Regions from separate parts of the Homo sapiens genome. Here regions 2 and 3 are each linked to region 1. Evidence: chromatin contacts called from ENCODE Hi-C or POLR2A ChIA-PET data. All regions are on one chromosome and are shown on one strand. Each heading gives the region's core, a stretch centred on a gene start or an enhancer-like site at or near the end of the contact. The rest is flanking DNA. Distances are from core to core; before and after follow the strand shown. Region 1 overlaps SLC38A1 (solute carrier family 38 member 1). Region 2 overlaps VDR (vitamin D receptor). Region 3 has its middle 37 kb from the start of LINC02416.

The links. A loop is a pair of places that touch in the nucleus more often than their neighbours do. ChIA-PET counts read pairs that join two places held with the same protein, here RNA polymerase II (POLR2A). Pooled maps may share reads with other maps.
Region 2: a pooled map shows a loop between it and region 1 (7-fold over the local background). The contact joins two enhancer-like sites. A Hi-C loop is called at or near these places in 1 of 37 single-sample maps with no recorded cell type and 7 of 50 pooled maps. POLR2A ChIA-PET finds 5 or more read pairs at or near these places in 1 of 52 experiments (activated CD8-positive, alpha-beta memory T cell).
Region 3: a pooled map shows a loop between it and region 1 (8-fold over the local background). The contact joins two enhancer-like sites. A Hi-C loop is called at or near these places in 2 of 37 single-sample maps with no recorded cell type and 3 of 50 pooled maps.

The regions. Positions count from the first base shown.
Region 1 is chr12:46,216,067-46,220,310 of GRCh38, reverse strand. All of the region lies in intron 5 of SLC38A1 (solute carrier family 38 member 1), which reads left to right. Among named protein-coding and RNA genes, the nearest start is that of SLC38A1, 51 kb to the left of the region's middle. RefSeq lists a silencer at 327-386 and enhancers at 3,741-3,800, 3,971-4,244. Within about 2 kb of position 1,755, at least 15 of the 41 ENCODE cell types and tissues checked have a DNase peak (open chromatin) inside an H3K27ac peak, as active enhancers do.
Region 2 is chr12:47,881,052-47,885,295 of GRCh38, reverse strand. It overlaps VDR (vitamin D receptor), which reads left to right. Exons shown (of 10, transcript NM_000376.3): 2 at 2,522-2,602. Among named protein-coding and RNA genes, the nearest start is that of VDR, 22 kb to the left of the region's middle. RefSeq lists enhancers at 1,376-1,565, 1,996-2,105, 2,243-2,755. Within about 2 kb of position 2,040, at least 10 of the 41 ENCODE cell types and tissues checked have a DNase peak (open chromatin) inside an H3K27ac peak, as active enhancers do.
Region 3 is chr12:47,315,026-47,319,269 of GRCh38, reverse strand. No RefSeq gene overlaps it. Among named protein-coding and RNA genes, the nearest start is that of LINC02416, 37 kb to the left of the region's middle. Within about 2 kb of position 1,974, at least 4 of the 41 ENCODE cell types and tissues checked have a DNase peak (open chromatin) inside an H3K27ac peak, as active enhancers do.

The DNA of each region.
Region 1 (4,244 bases), core at 506-3,005:
GTTGTTTGGGAGTAATAACCCGGGAGAGGGAGAAATGGCACATTCAGGCTTGCCAACATTTGAAATACATGGAAAAGGGACAGTGGCAGTGCCATTGAACTCTATTGAAATCCACTGGATTAAGAAGCTTTTCAGAAATAGGGAAATGGGAAAGTGGTTAGCATTGCGTTAACAATGAGTGCCTATTTTGTAAACAGAAATAGTTGGCATGTGTAGGAGATGAGTCCCACTCATTGTTTTTAGAAGTTGAGCAGCTATTGCTAGTTTATGAGTCGTCTGTGATGCATCTGATAAGGGGGTTCTAAGAATTCAATTCTCTTAGCCCCAGAAAGGTAGGGGTGTGTGTGCGTGTGTGTGTGCGCGCACATGCGCTAGAGTGTATACCCTGAGTTCACTCAGTCCTATTTATGCTGAGTTGCCTCAGGTGCCTTGGTCCTATCCAAGGACAGCAGTGTGATCTCTGTTTTGGTACAGTGTATTTTTCTTAGCCTGCAACAGACAACTTAACTATACTGGCTATGGTTTTACAGCATTATTTACCTCCATGATTGGTAGAATGCCTTCTCTGCTCACTCATCTGGTTTACAGTAGGCCAGGTTGGAGTTATCACAGTAGAGCAGGTTAAGTGTGGTGCAGAGAGTTGGATTTTCAAGGTTAGCTTGAACTTTTATTACTCACAGAGTGGTAGTTGGTTTAATTAGAAAACTACTCCTTTGTGGGCCAGTTAGTTTTGCTTTGTTCTCTGGCCACAGACTTTACCTTATGTCAGGCACATGATTTCAAAGATCTGCATCTATATCAGGGGTCAGCAAGGGACAGCCTGCAGACCAAAGCCACCCGCAGCCTCCTTTTGTGTGGCTGGCTAGGTAAGATTGACTTTTAATTTTATAAAGGACTTTAAAAAAGAAAAGATAGTTGTAAAGTGTACATTGTTCCATGAGATCTTTATAACAACCCTGTTAATTACCCCCATTTTATAGATAAAGAAACTGAAACTGCCTTTGCAAAATTATAACCAAGGAAATTATGACAGTGAAAGAAATCAGACCTAACCAACTCTATCTTGCTTCTAACCCTTAAGCTGTCCTTGTTCATTCCTGGGCATAGGCCGAACTAACTTTGGGAAGGAATTCAGTTCATGGTTTGACTGAAACAAAATTGGTAACAGCCCTTTTCCAAAAAGACCCCCTTCTTGCCTGGGGTCCAGTCTGCCTTTGCAGGACTAACAAATTAACTACACGATTAGAAATTACAGTTTAGGGGTCATGCAGCCTCTGGCTCCAAGAGTCTGAACCTCCCCAAATTGCTCCTCGGGGTAACATCATTATTGTAAAACCTAAGATCAGTGCTTGAGATATTTTGCAGAGCTGTACTCCATGTATCAGCTGACACCACCCAGACTGGTAATCTCGCCCAACCAGTTCTGCCATTGCACCCAGGAACAGAAGACAGCAAGAAAATCTTACTTCACCCCCCTATGATTTCATATCCAACTTAACCAATCATCACTCCCCACTTCCCAAGCCCCTAGCTGCCAAATTATCTTTAAGAACTCTGATCCCCGAATGCTCTGGGAGACTGATTTGAGTAATAATAAAACTCCGGTCTCCCACACAGCTGACTCTGCATGACTTACTCTTTCTCCATTGCAATTCCCCTGTCTCAATAAAGTGGTTCTGTCTAGGCAGCAGGCAAGGTGAACCCATTGGGCGACTACAAAACTAAAATTAACGGAGGCTAAGCAACTTGCCCAAGATGACTGACATCTGTGGGGAGGAGAGCAACAAGTCCATTGGGTGCTCCTCTTAAACCGCCTATTTCTCCTTAAATGTGTCTTGTTACCACAAAAACAGAATGGGAAAATATGAATGAAGCCCCCAATCCACCTTTCTACCGGAACAAAAGTCCCAAATACCCACCGAGAACAGCATATTCCTTTACTTCAACAGTCACATGGGATTTTTCTGTCACTCAAGAGTTAACATCTTTAGAATATGATAAAGAGTAGGGATCTAGGTTTGAGGAGAAGGGAAACGACTTGTCCTTGTGGAGTGGGAAAAGAGGAACGAGGACACATCAAGAGTGTCAAGAGTTATAAATGGAGTGCCCACAAAACCCACAGCCCTCTACCCACTATAGGTTAAAAACAGGAAGTGGTAGTGGTACATGGCGCTCTTTCTCACTGGTACAACATCCTCATTTAAGCTCAGACCTCCCTTTAACTTTTTTACAAAGAACCAACTAAACTAAAATTCTATTTTTACTGGGATACTTCTTTTAGATTCCTCTTTCTTTTGAGGATTATATTAGATACTATTTGAATTGGCCATCAGCAATGCATATTTATTTTTCTAGACAAAACAAAATACCTAACTGACAGTGAGGCTAGTTTAAGAAAAGCTTTGCACCACAGAGCTTAGATTTACCTACAAGGAAAGAAATGGAAAGAACGGTACAAATAATTGCTCTCCACCTGTTTCCTGCCTGGCCTTTTAAAACCACCCGTTTAATTCCCTAATCTAATTTGTAAGCATTATACATGATCACATGCTACAAGGTCACCGTGTGCTGGTCTTCTGACCCTCAGAATTTTGAAATTTGATCAGAATTTAGTGACTAAGAAGTCCACTTTAGGACTGAATAATTATGTTTCTACTCCTTTCTGTAAGTATTTTGTGAGCTCCTTAATCAAACAGGGATTCTATTAATGAGCTTAAGACTTAAACAAATGCAACTCTCCCCTAAAAAGGGGTTAAAATAATAATACTGTCACTTGAAAAGTTCTTTATATTTTTATTGTAAAACTAAGATAACCATTAAACCATTTTGAAAATGCATAAAATAAATGAAATAAAGTATAAAGAAAACACGCAAAGTCTCTCTGTTCGGAGTGTTCAGGCTCACCTTAGACAAGCTCCATTAACATTTCAATGTATTTCATTCTAAGATTTTTGTTTGGTCTTATTTTTTACAGTGTTATTCCACTCTGGATGTTTGACTTTGATAGACAATGCAACGTGATGGGTAGGGACTTTGGAGTCATACTACCAGGGTTTGAGTGCTCTGACACTAGCTGTGTGACCTTAGACAAAATACTTAACCTCCTTGTTACCTTATTTACCTTATCTGTAAAATAAGGATAGTAATAGTACTACTCATAAGTGAAGTATTTTAAAAAGTGCTTAGAAAGGGCCTGATATATAATGAATACCCCAACATTTGGTACTATTAATGATCAGTAAAGTGTTTTATTAATTATATTGAATCCCTTAAGGTAAATTAAAGAGCTTGACAAAACCCATTTTCATATAAAAGATCATTTTGAATTTTTCAAAATATTTAACATTTTCATATGAATTTAGGGACTCAGAACACCTTGTCCCTGTCTCTTTGCTTTTGGGCCTGCCTCTTTCCATCTGAGCTCTCATTAAACAAAGGATTTTTTTTTTTTGAAACGGCATCTCACTCTGTCACCCAGGCTGCAGTGCAGTGACATGATCTCAGCTCACTGCAACCTCCGCCTCCCGGGTTCAAGCAATTCTCCTGCCTCAGCCTCCCGAGTAGCTGGGACCACAGGCATACGCCGCTATGCCCAGGTCATTTTTTGTATTTTAGTAGATAACGTAGATACGGGGTTTCACCATGTTATCCAGGCTGGTCGCGAACTCCTGAGCTCAGGCAATCTGCCCACCTCTGCCTCCCAAAGTGCTGGGATTACAGGTGTGAGCCACCGCGCCTGGCCAGGATTCTTCTTCTGTGTCTCTTTCCTCACCACTTAAGTCTTCCATTGGCATTGCTTCCCTAGGCCAGAAACCACTATTCCTGTCCTCGAGCCTCACTGAGAGCCTCTGGTCCCTCACTTAAACCTTCTACTCATGCCCTACTTCCTGTTTCCACTGGCTGGCTGTCACACTTGCCTGGAAAACCCCTGAAGCTGTGCTTTCCAACCACACAGACACGGCGACACTAAGTTCTTGGTCTGCATTCTCAGTTGGGTCCTCCCCACAGTCCAGCCCCTCCATCATTTTCAGCTAGTGTTCTAGTCTCTTCAACAATGTTTTCAAATCTTTATACAGGTATTTCCCCTAGAATAATTGGGGGTGGGGATGGAGAAGCAGGGAGAGTTGGTGGAGATGAAAGATGAATGGGAAAGTGCAAGGTGAAGATGCAGGAGGGTTGAGACCCTTGAGAAAGGTAGACTAGAAGTAAGAGGTAGAAGAGGGTGAGGGAGAGGCCAGCAATAG
Region 2 (4,244 bases), core at 791-3,290, 1.7 Mb before region 1:
GGGGTCAGGGTCAGGCAGGGTTTTTGATGTGGGATGCAGGCCCTGGAGGGATGGAAGCCAGGGGCTTTCTACAGAGTTGAGCTCCTCCCCCTCTGCTTCTCTGAAGCTTAGTGCTGGGGGTTTGGTATTTCTAAAGCAGGGTCAGGAGAGGGTTGCTCTGGGGACGGTCCCAGCAAAAGCAGTGGGATGTTCTGTGTACTCAGAACATGAATTGCTGGTGGGGTGGGCGTGTGACGTGGCAGAGGGCAGGTATTAAGCAGTTTTTCCACCTGTCCTCCTTTCCACCTTATGTCTTTGCCCCACTTTCCTATAGGCTTGCACTTGGACTTAGAGGCTGAATCTAGGATATCTCTCCTAAAAGGACCGTCCACTATTGGAAAGTCGAGTGAGGAGGAGAGGCCCATCTATTGAATGGGATTTTCCCAGATGAGAGGGGCTGGGTGACAGAAAGTGGATGGAACCTGGCTGAGGCCTGCCATCCCTTGGCCTGGGGATCCTTGGAAGGAAAAGAACAATCCCCAGGTTCTTCCCTCATGACCTGGGGATTGTTCTCTGCATTGCTCCTGACTTAGTGGAAGTGAAAGGTGTCCACGGCTTAGGGTTGCAGAAATGACTCAGAGCTAAGCTACCTAGATTCAAATCCAGCTCCAAAGACAATCACCTTCCCTGCGCCTCAGTTTCCACCCCTAAGATAGGGGCAATAAAGTACCCACTGGAGGAGGCTCTTATGAGAGTGAAGTGAGTGAGGACACAGGAAAACCATGGAGCAGGGCCCAGTGCGGAGCAGTAGGCATCTGCTCTGATGATTGTCATTGCAAAAGGACCCAGTTGGGCACTACAATCAGCCTGTCCTCATTTGGCCCCAGGAACCACCACTTGCCTAGCTGTGGGACCCTGGGTAAGTCACTCAGAGTGCTCTGAAATTTGGCTTTGCTACAAGTAGGACTGCTCCCTGCCTCACAGAACTGTTGTGAGGGCTAAATGAAATAATGTATGCAGAGCTTAGCAGGCCTGGCATGTAGTAAATACTCCGGAAACATTTTTTTTAAGTTCCAGGGTGGTTGTCTATCTGGATGTCACCTCTGACCTCTGAAAACCACAGGGATTGAGGATAGGAAAGCAGTGCTCCTTTCTGCATCCACCCGGTCCCCACCTCACCTTCCTGAGCACCAGGAAAGGAGCCTGAGGAATCAATAAGGCCAGAGGAGGAACCCTGCAGAGCGTGGTCAGCTGGGAAGGACTTGGGCAGTAGGAGCAGAGGGGGCAAAGGAGGGCCTGGGTTGGGGGTACGTGGCAGCATGCCTGTCCTCAGCAGACACCTCCCACTGCCCATGCTTCTTGTGGGGGTGGGCCAGCCCAGCTTAGGTTATCTTGGCTCATTGTCCACTAGTGTTTTCCTCAGATGCTCCCTGGGAGCTGGCAGTACTGGAGGGGGTGGCAAGTGGCCTCAGTCGGCTCACAGTTCTAGGACCGGGCCCAGGTCTTGGAAGCCCCTTGAGCTCTCCCCCTTCCCTGCTTAGGCCACTGGAAGACAGAGGTCTCCAAAGAAAGACAAAAGCTGGGGTCTAGACATACCCCATCTGGGGTCTGACTTAAAGGCCTTTGCCAGGGTCACCTCCTGTTGGCATCAGAGAAGGAAAGAAGTGTGTGTTTGTGTGTTTGTGTGTGTGTGTGTCTGTCTGTTTGTCTATGTCTGCAGGTGGACAAGTAGGGCCGGGTGTGAGTGGAAGTGGAAAGGATACTATTCTGCCCATCCCTCCTTGCTGGCCCCCCAGCCAGCTGCTAAGATCCAGAGTCTGGGCAGCAGAGTCAACCCTACTGCAGCTGGGGGTGTTGAGCATGTCTGGGGAAGAGCTAAAAGTGGCAGAAAACATCCTGTTTGAAAGCAATGCTTTGCTGTATTTAACCCCTGCAACACCTGCTCCGCCTACACCCGGTCTCCACAGACAGGAGATCTCAGACACCTGCCTTTGAAGCTGTCCCAAGAGGCCAAGGCTGTGGGCTGCCATCCAAGCCTGCCCCATTCCCAGCTCCTGTGCGGCACCTCCTCTGCCCTGCCTGGGGCAGCCGTCTTCCCGCTCTTAGCAGCAGGACACATGGCCCAGTTGCTCTGCTTCCTGAGCTGCCTACAATCTGGAGATGGAGGGGGTAGTGAGAGTGTGGGTCTCCCTAACGAAAAGGCCCTTCCTCCCTCCTGACACCCTGGGCTGTGAGAGGAGAAGGAGTGCCTAGGCGGGAGGCTGTTTCCTTCTGCCTGGGGCTGGTTGCCGCCACCGCTTCCCACTGCTCCTGCTACTCCCTGCCTCGAGGGAGGGCCATCCTGGCTGCTGCCCAGCCGCCACCCCCACACCCCTGCCAGCGATGACATGGCATGCCTGCTCCCAACAAGCCACTTCTGTTTGCAGTCACTGATCTGGGGACTAAAGTCCCTGGAAAGAGCCTCTCGTGCCCACTTCCTTAGAGACTGGGGAGGCGGTCAGCGCTCCGCCTTAGATAAAAGGTTTCCCCTTCTTCATTTCAGAAGCCTTTGGGTCTGAAGTGTCTGTGAGACCTCACAGAAGAGCACCCCTGGGCTCCACTTACCTGCCCCCTGCTCCTTCAGGTAGGTGTTTCCTCATCAGCCGCAACTTCCCTGGCTTTCTGTTTTCAAGGGGCGGGGTGGGGGGGAGGGGCATAAGAAGGTGGTGGGCAGGGGAAGGAAGGGATACCACCCAGGATTTTGCAAGGTGGGTCCCGGGCCAGCAGAGTCTGCAACTGAGATGCATGAGTGTGTGGGGTGCGGGTGGGAGTTCAGAGAAGGGCTCAGGAGATGGGGCTTGCTGGCTCCAGCCACGACCCTGGCTGGGCTCTCCTGTGCGTCTGATGTTTCCTATCCAGCCCCCATCTCCTCTTTCTCTTTGCTGCCTTCTTTAGTCTCTGCCTGTCATTCCTGGGACTTTCAGCTCTCAAGCCACAGAGGCTTGGACATCTCCACATGTGGACTCTGGTCCTGGGCGCTGGCTTCTTGATAGCAGCAAATAACCTCAAGCAGGGTTGGGTCTTCTGTCAGCTCCCCTGAAATGGTCTCATTCACTGTGGGCCTCTGGCTGCTTGATCCAGCCTTTCCAGCCTTCACCCCCAGCATAGAGACTTCCTGATGTCAAGGCAGCACCCCACCCCATTGCAGGACTGCCCCGTTGCTGTGCTGTGGTAGTATGTTGTTCCACTCGCTTGCATCATAGCATCTCCAAATGAGTCCATGTGATGCTGAACATGTGTTGACTGATTTAACAGATATTCCTTCCTACCCCCCATTTGATTTCTCTGTTTTCCACGAAATCCACCGGATACTTGGGAGCCTGGATGACCCAGACTCTGTAGCAACACCACGATGACTCGGAGCTGCAGCATCTCAGCTGACCCAGGGTTAAGCCACAAGCATCCTGGACAGTTTCCCCTATTACCCCACAATGATATTGGGCCTCCGGGATGCTGGCCACATCTTGAATGTGTGCTATGTTCTAAAACCTGCAGGCATCAGCTTGGACTTGGGATGGTCTTTGGGGACAATGTTGATAGATCCACAAGCACTTTTTCTATTTTTAATTGTTTTTTAAATTATGAAACGTTTTGTATATTCAGAAGGGCATGCAAACACAGATATACAAAACATAGATGTAGTGTTTTGCTAATAATAATAAGAAGAAGATACCATATGCTCACTACTCAAAAAATAGAATACTGCTACTATATAATGCACACCCCTCCCCGATCTCATCTCTCCAAAGGTTTCTGTTAATCATTCCTTTGTTCTTTTTTTCTGAACTTTTCTTATAGGTTCAGGGGGTACCTGTGCAGGTTTGTTACAAAGGTATATTGCAAGATACTGAGGTTTTGAGTATGAATGAATTGTCTCCCAGGTAGCGAGCATAGTACTCAATAGGTTGTTTTTCAGCCCCTGCCCCTGTCCACTTGTATTCCCAGTGTCCATTGTTCTCATCTTTATGTCCATATGTACATGATGTTTAGTTCCCACTTATAAGTGAGAACATGTGCTATTTTGTTTTCTGTTTCTGGCTTTGTTTCCTTAGGATAATGGTCTCCAGCTGTATCCATGTTGCTGCAAAGGAAAAAGGACAGTGTATGTGTGTAAAAAGGACAGTATACGTGTGTAAAAAGGACAGTATATGTGTGTGTATATATATATATATACACACACACACACATATACTGTATTTTCTTTATCTAGTCCAGAGTTGATGGGC
Region 3 (4,244 bases), core at 725-3,224, 1.1 Mb before region 1:
TCAACTGAGATCCCTCATCTGTACTTTATGTGGTTTCTCACCTTCCAGCAGGCAATCCTGGGCGTGGTCACATGGTGACGGCATTATTCAAAGAGTGTGCTCTTTGAACACAATATAGGAAGCTGCAAGGCCTCTTGGGGCCTACGCTTGGAACTCATTCAATGCCAGTTCTGTGGTATTCTATTGACCAAAGCATGTGGCAAGGCCATCCCAGATTCAAGGTGACTCTACCCTTTTTTTTTTTTTTTTTTTGGTGAGAAGAAGTCTTGCTCTGTGGCCCAGGCTGGAGTGCAGTGGCAAATCTCGGCTCACTGCAACCTCCACCTCCCGGGTTCCAGCGATTCTCCTGCCTCAGCCTCCTGAGTAGCTGGGACTACAGGTGCATGCCACCTCACCTAACTAATTTTTGTATTTTTTAGTAGAGACAGGGTTTCTCCATGTTGGCCAGGTTGGTCTCGAACTCCTGACCTCAGGTGATCCACCCAGCTGGACTTCCCAAAGTGCTGGTATTACAGGTGTGAGCCACAGCACCCGGCCAACTCTACCTCTTAATGGGAGAAACTACAGAATATTATGGCCATTTTTACAATGTACTGTATTTCAGTAGAGAAAAACTGGGAGTAGGGAAGGAAAAAGATGGACAACTTTTACTTTTCACTTACGGAATTACGTTTTGTTTAAATTTTAAAAATTATGGATGCATATACACTACTTCTACAATAACAATAATGATAACACATTAAAATATGACTCCAAATATTTCTTGTATTATCTTAGTTACACGAGGATAATAATCTAATCCACTGATATTTTGAAGGACCCATGATTTTGAATCAAAACACCTAATTCAGGCTTTGTCTTTGAACCACCTCTAATTATAAGGCTAAATAATGGTAAATTTAATATGAAATCCTCCAGCATGGAGCTTGACACATAGCAAATGTTGGGTAAATCTGAATCTGAATGAGAAGATAGGGGCAAAAAAGATGTATGAATAATATAAAAATAACTTTAAAATCTGTTCTATTTATTTTTTGTTTTGTTTTCTGAGACAAGGTCTTGCTCTGTTACCCAGGCTGGAGTGCAGTGGTGCAATCATAGCTCACTGCAACTCCTGGGCTCAAGGGATCCTCCCACCTCAGCCTCCCAAGTAGCTGGGACCACAGGCACACACCACCAAGCCAGGCTAGTTGTCTTTATTTTTATTTTTAATAGAGACGAGGTCTCCCTGTGATGCCCAGGCTGGTCTTGAACTCCTGAACTTGAGTGATCCTCCTGTATCAGCCTCCCAAAGTGCTGGGATTACAGGCATGAGTCACTGTGCCCAGCCAAAATCTGTTCTATTAATTTAGTGTTTATAAAAACAACTTGCCAGCTTTTATTATGGCAACTTGAACTTTAATGGACAAGAAAAGAGATTTGATTTAACTTCATATACTTGCAGTTTGGACTGTTGGAGAAAATATTAACAGCATGTCCATTGCTGTAATGCAAGCTGGGAATTATAACCTAAGGCAGCATGAAGAGTGTTCTTAAATTCTAGTCCTGCAAGTCACCCATCTAATTAAGAAACCATATATCTTATGATACATGCCAGGAATTCTCCTTAGCTATATCAAGTGGAGCCTTGGGGAGACATCCACAGGAGCTATTTTTCAAAAAACCTTCTTTCTGGCTGGGTGCGGTGGCTCACGCCTGTAATCCCAGCACTTCGGGAGGCCAAGGCGGGCAGGTCACCTGAGGACAGGAGTTCAAGACCAGCCTGGCCAACGTGGTGAAACCCCGTCTGTACTAAAAATACAAAAATTAGCCAGGCATGGTGGCACCTGCCAATAATCCCAGCCACTTGGGAGGCTGAGGCAGGAGAATCAATTGAACCCGGGAGGAGGAGGTGGCAGTGAGGCGAGATCACGCCATTGCACTCCAGCCTGGGCAAAAGAGCGAAACTCCGTCTCAAAACCAAAACCAAAACCAAAACAAACAAACAACAAAACTTCCTTTTTTTAGCAGCTGCAGCACATATTAGCAAGTGGCAGAAAAGTGACCTCTTAATTTTGTTCAATAGACCCCATATTCAGTTTGTTCTTGTGCTTTTACCAGTACTTACTATTTCTCCAAATTAAAAATGGATAAATAGAAGCAATAAAAATATGTTAGAGAAATTCTTGCAGATCTTTTTTGGCTGATTTTCAATCCAGAATATGTTTTCCTAAAGTCTCACAAAGTATTTACAAGAACAGGCCTGCTATTTATTTAATGACCATTCGATGCCATCCTGACCTTTCCCAGGAAGGTCAAAGAGTAGCCTGTTATTTGAATGCCTAATTTAACTGGACAAAGGAAATTGCTTTCATAATTTCTACTTTGGCCTTCCTGATTGAACCAAATGTCAACTTTCCACACAATGTTCCCCAACAAACATTCTTATTCCTAATGCAACCAGATTAGATCAATCTGCATCTGTCTCCATTGTACCCTGGGATTGCATAAACTCTGGATACATATTTATTTTGTGGATTCATTTCCATGTTAATTGGAACGCAGTTTCCTGGAATTTCTTTTCTGAGTATGATAATCTTCTTACAGTCAGCATGATGGAAACAGCTGTGTGCTGTTTACTTTAAGGAGGATGGTGTTCCTTGCTCAGATGATCATTGGATATCCACTTTCTAGATCAAATATTGTATCTCCATTCTTTCTTATAGAATTATTAGAACATGTTAATTTATGGAGGACTTTCAAACTCAATTTTATTAGGCTACTGGTTTGGGGAGAGCATAGTACACAACAAAAATTATTGAAAAGCCATAATATTTAATTAAATCTCTGCTTTCTAAGTAGATTTTTAAAATCAACCTTATTTATTTATTTATTTATTTATTTTTGAAACAGTGTCTTGCTCTGTCACCCAGGCTGGAGTGCAGTGGCACAATCTCGGCTCACTGCAACCTCTGCCTCCTGGGTTCAAGCGATTCTCCTGCCTCAGCCTCCCAAGTAGCTGGGATTATAGGCTCGTGCCACCACGTCCTGCTATTTTTTGTATTTTTAGTAGAGACGGGGGTTCAGCATGTTGGCCAGGCTGGAAATCAACTATTTTTTAATTACAAAAGTTATATATGTAAAGTGCAGAAAATCTGGAAGTTTGACAATCCCACTATTGTTAACATTTTGATGGCTTTCTTTCATAAACACATAATAGATTTTTGTAAGATATTTTTATTCTGAGCAGATAAATACAGTATCAGTCCAAACACTTTTTCACCAGCCATCCGTCTAATCTAACTAAGGAGTTATTAGATGATAAAATAAAGCAGATTATTCAATCCAACATCAAACATGTTCTGAAGATTTACTATGTGCTCCACACTTTCTCCTCTCTGGGATGGGTGAGAAGAGCACAAAAATAAATAAGACACATCCTTGCTTTGTCAACATGATTAGCAACCAAGATAGAGTTGCTTTAGCCTCCACAGGTATATTGCCATTCCAAACACAGTCAGGCTTAATAAATAAAAATAGAATACATATTAGGTAGACAACTCAGTCTCTACCATGTCACCTGAGTTTAGCCATGCATGTCTCTTTAGGGCAACCATTTTATATATAAGAGATGTCTCAGCTTCCCTCCCTGGAAACTCTTCTCTTCCCTCTCTAGGATCAGACACATGCTCTCATCAGTACAGTTAAGGATCAGATGAGAGATGAATTGGGCTTTGTCAATTCCCATTCCCATTGTTGCTTACTATCTTATCAACAAAACTAAAACAAGCTTAAGGAAAAATGTTTCATCTATGTTAATTTTCTCTACTCCTTTTTGTCATAAAAATAAAATAAATTATTTTTCATATTGTCCCTTTCCTGTGTCCTCTTAATCTTTGTTTTTTGCACAAAATTGCAGTATGGTTTACTTTACTTTTGGGGTCCAATCCCAGGCTGAGGTCCTGACCCTTGAAATTCTTGAAAGCAGAGACACTCAACTACTGGCTGTTGTCAGATGCTGTGAGGACCTGAGCAGTTCTGGGTGAAAACCCAGATAGGGAAGTTGTTTCTCCAGTTGATGAACACACTGTAATTCTTATTTGGGACAGAAAAAAAGGTGTAGGAAGATGTTATGACTATGTAACAAATAGAAGCCTGGGCAACACAGGGAGACCACTTCTCTACAAAAATTTTTTAAAAACTCAACTGGGCACGGTGGCTCATGCCTGTAGTCCCAGCTACTCAGGAGGTTGAGTTGGGAGGAT